2 separate regions of the Homo sapiens genome follow, and region 1 is linked to region 2. A link is a contact called in ENCODE Hi-C or POLR2A ChIA-PET data. All regions are on one chromosome and are shown on one strand. Each heading gives the region's core, a stretch centred on a gene start or an enhancer-like site at or near the end of the contact. The rest is flanking DNA. Distances are from core to core; before and after follow the strand shown.

Region 1 (2,785 bases), core at 126-2,625, 440 kb before region 2:
ACGAAAGCCTTTCTGTCCTCTGCGCAAGTCGGGAGCATTTTGCTTTTGTTGGTTTGGTTTTGATGTGTTTGTTTCCCATGAAGGATCATTTGGTTGGCAAAATGGATGCGCATGTAACACAAAAGCAGAAAAGGAAGCACTCCCTTCTGGGGGCAGCCGGAGAGGATGTGTCTGGAGGAGGAAAAGACTGGGATTAAAGGCAGGCTGAGTGGATGAGACCTTGGATGAGCCTCTCTGGCCACTGTTATTGTTGTTTTATATCAAGTGTACTTTTCCATTCTCAATATTGTGTTTATGCAGGGGTGGGAAAGCAGGGGATTAATTTCTCCGTGGGAAACATGGGGAGAAAAAGGATTCTCAGGGGCCATTTCCTCCGGCCTCTGCATAGCTCATGTTTGGTGTGGAAGGAAGGAACCTCAGGTAGGACTTGATGTTGGAAAATACAGGGCAGTTTTTACAACCAGGAGAAACATCGTCAATCAAGCAGCAAAAGTAACAGGGACCTACATGCTGCAGGGAAAACAATTATTTTTTTCATCTTCCAAATGCAGGCTATTATAAATGGGGGTTATTATACAGCAAGTCGTGTTGGTCTGGTGCTGTGTAGACTAGCACAGAGTCTCACATAGTCAGGGGTGAGGAGCCAAGGTGTGGGTTGGGAGTGGGGCAAGCACACTGTATGAGAGAGAGAGAACCTATTGGAGAACCAGATTCTTATAATAAATCTGCCCCTGACCAACTTCTGACTTTAGAAAAATCACATAACCTCTCTGGTCAGTGGCTCCTACAGGCACAGAGTTCAAAGTAGCACAGAGCAGGGATTCTCAGCTCCAATCCTGGCTCCACCATGTCTGAACTGTGACCTGTAGACCTCACAGGATTAGCATGAGGGCTGAAGGCCTGTGCCAGGCACAGAGTGGGGGCCACACAGTTCCTGGTTGGTTGGTCTCTTCCTCTGTGTAAAATGAGAGGCTCGGGCCGGGGAAATGGGCTTTATGCTTCTCTGGCAGAGCCTGAGGGCCAACAATTATGCTAAAGGCAAACAAGTGGCATGAATATTGTTTTTGCAAATGCTCCCAAGAAGAATAACCTCTCTCTCTTATTTCCGCTTGTCCTCCTTCGTGTCCAGGGGAGGGGTGGATCTGGGCAACATCTGCAAAGACTGAGGCCAGACCTGGGCTGTGAAGTTGGGGCCCAGCCTACTCCCCCAGACTGCAGCTGGTCAAGGGATCAGGCGATGTTCCCTGGGCGAGGACGGAAGCGTGAGTTGCCTTCTGCTTTTGACAAACGAGTGTTCTGGCAGCCAGAATGTCTTCAAGGGAGAGGTTGCCAAGATAATAACTAGGGGTTTGGGAAGAAAACCTAGGTGTGGCCCGGCCCCAGCGGCGCTTGGGTGGGACCAACAGTAGATGGCGGCAACATGCTTCAACCAGCAAAGCTGCAGCCTCCTGGAAGGCGGCAAGCTGGGAGGGGAGGCCCCTCGCCTAGAGACACCCCAGACCCATCAGGTGGGCTCAGGGCTTCATTTCAATTCGTTCTTTAGAGGTTGAGAGGCATTGAGGTCATTCAGTCCAACCCCTTGATAAGAAGGAAATGCACGTCCCCAAAGGAGAAATGGAATTGAATCAGAACTGAAGCCATTTCGCACCTTCCAGGCAGGGCTCTTCCACCTGGCATGATTTTTTCTCTCCTGTCTCTTGGCTTAGGGTTTGGTGGAAGTTCTAGAACTTCTACCAGATCTACTGTTCTCTCTTTTCCTCCTACCCTCTCTGAGTTAATCAGAGAGTCAGCATATACCCCTTAAAACTGTGCCAATTATAAAAACACAGGGTCTTCCGAGGCCACTGCTTCTCCCTGTCGTTTTGCTGAGAAGTCCCACCCAGCAGAGCCAGCCTGCCTGGCCAAAACAGACCCGAACAATATCCCCCTGCAAACTCCGAGCAACCTTCTAACCCTCAGCACAGGAGTCCCCACCCCACCCAGACATGGAGACTATCTTTCAATAAAGGGAAGCTCCAGGTCTCAGCTTCAGAGCTTTCTCTGAGATCAATGTGAACACACTGCCTTGCCCCAAACTAGTTGTTTCAGGGTTGCAAACCTCTGTCCAACTCCCCTTCTCCAGCGTCCTGGGGAAGGGTCTTTGATTCTTTGAAATGAGAAGTCTAAGGATCAAGAACCCCGTTTTGCTCTCAGCTCTGATCTGACCTGGAAGAGGAGAAACATTGAAGAGGTTCCAGCCTGGTGGGCACATGTAGTGGAAACTAAAATGATACCAAAGAGGTGTCAACCATCCTGAAAAAACAAGAAGTAGCCAATGCGACAAAAGATTCTTCACAGGGGACAAAGAATCGAATTTTGACCGAAGGACTGCCTTGAAACATTGAGGGTGGGTGGTCCCCAAACAAGAGTGGAAGGATGGAAGGGGAAACATCCTCATCACTTCTCCCTTGCTCTTTTGCCCCCTTTCTGTCTTTCTCTATCCACTTAGCTTTTTCTCCTGCTTCTAGGTCTTTCTGCCTGCCTCCTCCCTCAACACACAGGCCTGGGAAACAGCATCCCACTTGCCCTCCCTCCCTCCCTCCTGTCCTAGTTGCACCTTCCTCTTCCTCCTCTCAAACTGTTCCTCATTTGCTCCTGTCCACACCTGTACACCACACCTTCATGCTGCAGGGTCTCCCTCCTCAAGAAGAGGGTGGAGTTTCTTTCCCAGAGCCAGCTCAGTTTCTCCCTGAGCCTGATTCTGTTCCTGGTGAATGCTTTGCTGTTGTCAATGTCTTCACAGACT
Region 2 (2,899 bases), core at 253-2,752:
ACGAATATGTTCCAAAGAGGCAAGACACATCTTCAATGAGCATTGTATGTAATAATAAGTTTTAAATGATCTAACTTTCCACCAGTAGGGGAATGGTTAAACTTTGGTATATCCTACTATGTACCAAGTTTTAAAATGTGCTTTACTGACTATTAGAGAGGTAGAGTAACTTTCATATGTTGGGGAAGGGGGTTGCCCTTTCAGATCCTTATATGTAAATGATCTATTCATATATTTTGCACATATTTCTATTGATTTGCCTTTTTTCTTATCCACATATAGAAGGTTTACTGTGGTATGGACATAAGGGTTTTGTTTGTTTGGTTGTTTGGTTGTTGGTTGTTTTTTTTTTTTTTTTGAGACAGAGTTTCGCTTTTGTCACCCAGGCTGGAGTGCAATGGCACTATCTCGGCTCACTGCAACCTCTGCCTCCCAGTTTCAAGTGATTCTCCTGCCTCAGCCTCCCAAGTAGCTGGGATTATAGGCGCCCAGAACCACGCCCGGCTAATTTTTTGTATTTTTAGTAAAGACGGGGTTTTGACATGTTGGGCAGGCTGGTCTCGAACTCCTGCCCTCAGGTGATCTGCCCACTTCGGCCTCCCAAACTGCTGGGATTACAGGCGTGAGCCACTGCACCCGGCCAAGGTTTTTGTTTGTTTGTTTGTTTGTTGTGAGACCGGGTCTCACTGTGTCACCCAGGCTGGAGTACAGTGGCACGATCATGGCTCACTGCAGCCTCTGCCTCCCAGGCTCAAGTGATCCTCCCATCTCAGCCTCCTGAGTAACTGGGACTGTGGGTGTGGTGGTTAATTTTTGTATCATTTGTAAAGAGGGGGTTTCGTCATGTTGCCCAGGCTGGTCTCGAACTCCTAGGCTCAAGTGATCCGCCTGCCTTGGCTTCCAAAAGTGCTGGGATGACAGGCATGAGCTGGACACAAGTTTTTTGTTATGTATATAACATGTCTACTTCTATTCAGTTGCTTGTCTTAATTTTTTTCATGGTGTTGTATAGTTCCGACATCATGTAATCAAATTATCAATCTATCAATATGGCTTTTTGCCTTTCTGCCTCTTCTAATAATCATAGACTCTTCTAGGGTTTTAATTTCACTTCTATTAATATTTGCCAATGGTAAGAAGTAGAAATTTAGCATCTTCCTCCAAATGGAAGGCCAATTATCCTAATGTCTTTCCTAGAAGTCCCAGTGAATGTCTTCTCATCTCCCGTTGGCTCTGGCCATGCCCATTTATAAACTAGTCACTCCCAACAGGGTAACTGGATATACTGACGTCAAGGCAGCCCGAGCTGCAGACGGGGTCAGTCCCTTCAACACACTTCAATAAGGCTAAATGAATGAAGAGTAATATCTCAAATAAATTTTGTGAAACTGTCCTTGTAGGAAGTGCGATAAATGCCGGCAGCAGCAACAACAACAACAACAAAAACAGATATCTATTGCATAACCTTATGAATTATCCCATTCCTTATTTCCATCAACATATTTGTCTATTCCTAAGTCAATATCACATCCTACCAAAAGTCAGTGATATACTTTATAGCATCTTGTCATACAAGATAGCAAGGAAGCTAACAAAGACAACTACAGTTCTGCCAAGGGGACACAAGAGGCAATTTTGGCCAAGATGGGACAACTTGAGCTTCATTAAGGATAATAATTACGATAGAATGAAACCCTTCAAAGATATTTAAATCCATGTGTTCATAATGGTTTAAAAAAAACAACTATAGCAGCTCCCCTTTCTCTATGGTTTCCCTTTTCGTTGTTTCAGTTACATTCGGTCAACCACAGTCTGAAAATATTAAATGGACAATTCCAGAAATAAACAATTCATAAGTTTTAAATTGCATGCCATTTGAGTAGCGTGATGAAATCTCGTGCCATCCTGCTCCCTCCCGCACAGGATGTGAGTCCTCCTTTTGTCCAGCTGAACCACACTGTAGGCGCTCCCTGCCCATTAGTCACTTAGTAACCTTCTTGGTTATCAGATTGGCTGTGACGATATCACAGTGCTTGTATTCAAGTCACCCTATTTTACTTCCTAATGGCCCCAAAGTACAAGAATAGTGACTCTGGCAATTCATATATGCCAAAGAGAAGCTGTAAAGTGTTCCCTTTAAATGAAAAGGTGAAGGTTCTCAATAAGGAAAGAAAAGAAATCATATGCCGAGATTGCTAAGATCTGTGGTTAAGAATGACTCTATCGGTGACACTGTGAAGAAGGAAAAAGAAATCATGCTAGTTTTGCTGTTGCATCTCAAACTGCAAAAGTTAAGGCCACAATACGTAAGTGCTTAGTTGAAGTGGAAAAGGCATCACATTTACGGATGGATAAATTGAATGTTTCTGTTCATTCAATAGGAAAGGCAGGAAAAATGCTGGCTCTGTCCCTTTGTTTACCGAGTTTTTGTTTTGATTTGTTTTGTTTTGCTTCTGAGACAGTCTTGCTCTGTTGCTGAGGCTGGAGTGCAGTGGTGCAATCTTGGCTCACTGCAACCTCCGCCTCCCAGGTTCAAGCGATTCTCTTGCCTCAGACTCCTTAATAGCCGGGATTACAGGCATGCACCACCAGGCCCAGGTAATTTTTGTATTTTTAGTACGGACAAGGTTTCACCATGTTGACCAGGCTGGTCTCGAACTCCTGACCTCGTGATCCACCTGCCTCGGGCTCCCAAAGTGCTGGGATTACAGGCATGAGCCACTGCACCCGGCACTTTACCAGTTTTTAAGATAATTGAATTAGTTCAGGCGTGGTGGTTCACACCTGTAATCCCAGCACTTTGGGAGGCCAAGGTGGGCAGATCACGAGGTCAGGAGATGGAGAACATCCTGGCTAACACAGTGAAACCCCGTCTCTACTAAAATTAAAAAAAAAAAGA

What was found. Hi-C counts contacts between places; a loop is a spot of excess contacts on that map. ChIA-PET counts read pairs that join two places held with the same protein, here RNA polymerase II (POLR2A).
Region 1: a map of GM11168 shows a loop between it and region 2 (3-fold over the local background). The contact joins two enhancer-like sites. A Hi-C loop is called at or near these places in 1 of 168 maps with a recorded cell type or tissue (GM11168). POLR2A ChIA-PET finds 5 or more read pairs at or near these places in 3 of 52 experiments (AG04450, PC-9 and activated CD4-positive, alpha-beta T cell).

What each region holds. Positions count from the first base shown.
Region 1 is chr12:13,201,788-13,204,572 of GRCh38, reverse strand. The region is part of intron 1 of EMP1 (epithelial membrane protein 1); the gene reads right to left. Among named protein-coding and RNA genes, the nearest start is that of EMP1, 6.5 kb to the right of the region's middle. Within about 2 kb of position 1,375, at least 16 of the 41 ENCODE cell types and tissues checked have a DNase peak (open chromatin) inside an H3K27ac peak, as active enhancers do; they include PC-9, where a contact is called at or near this core.
Region 2 is chr12:12,758,099-12,760,997 of GRCh38, reverse strand. It overlaps a transcript of APOLD1 not described here. Among named protein-coding and RNA genes, the nearest start is that of MIR613, 5.1 kb to the left of the region's middle. Within about 2 kb of position 1,502, at least 4 of the 41 ENCODE cell types and tissues checked have a DNase peak (open chromatin) inside an H3K27ac peak, as active enhancers do; they include PC-9, where a contact is called at or near this core.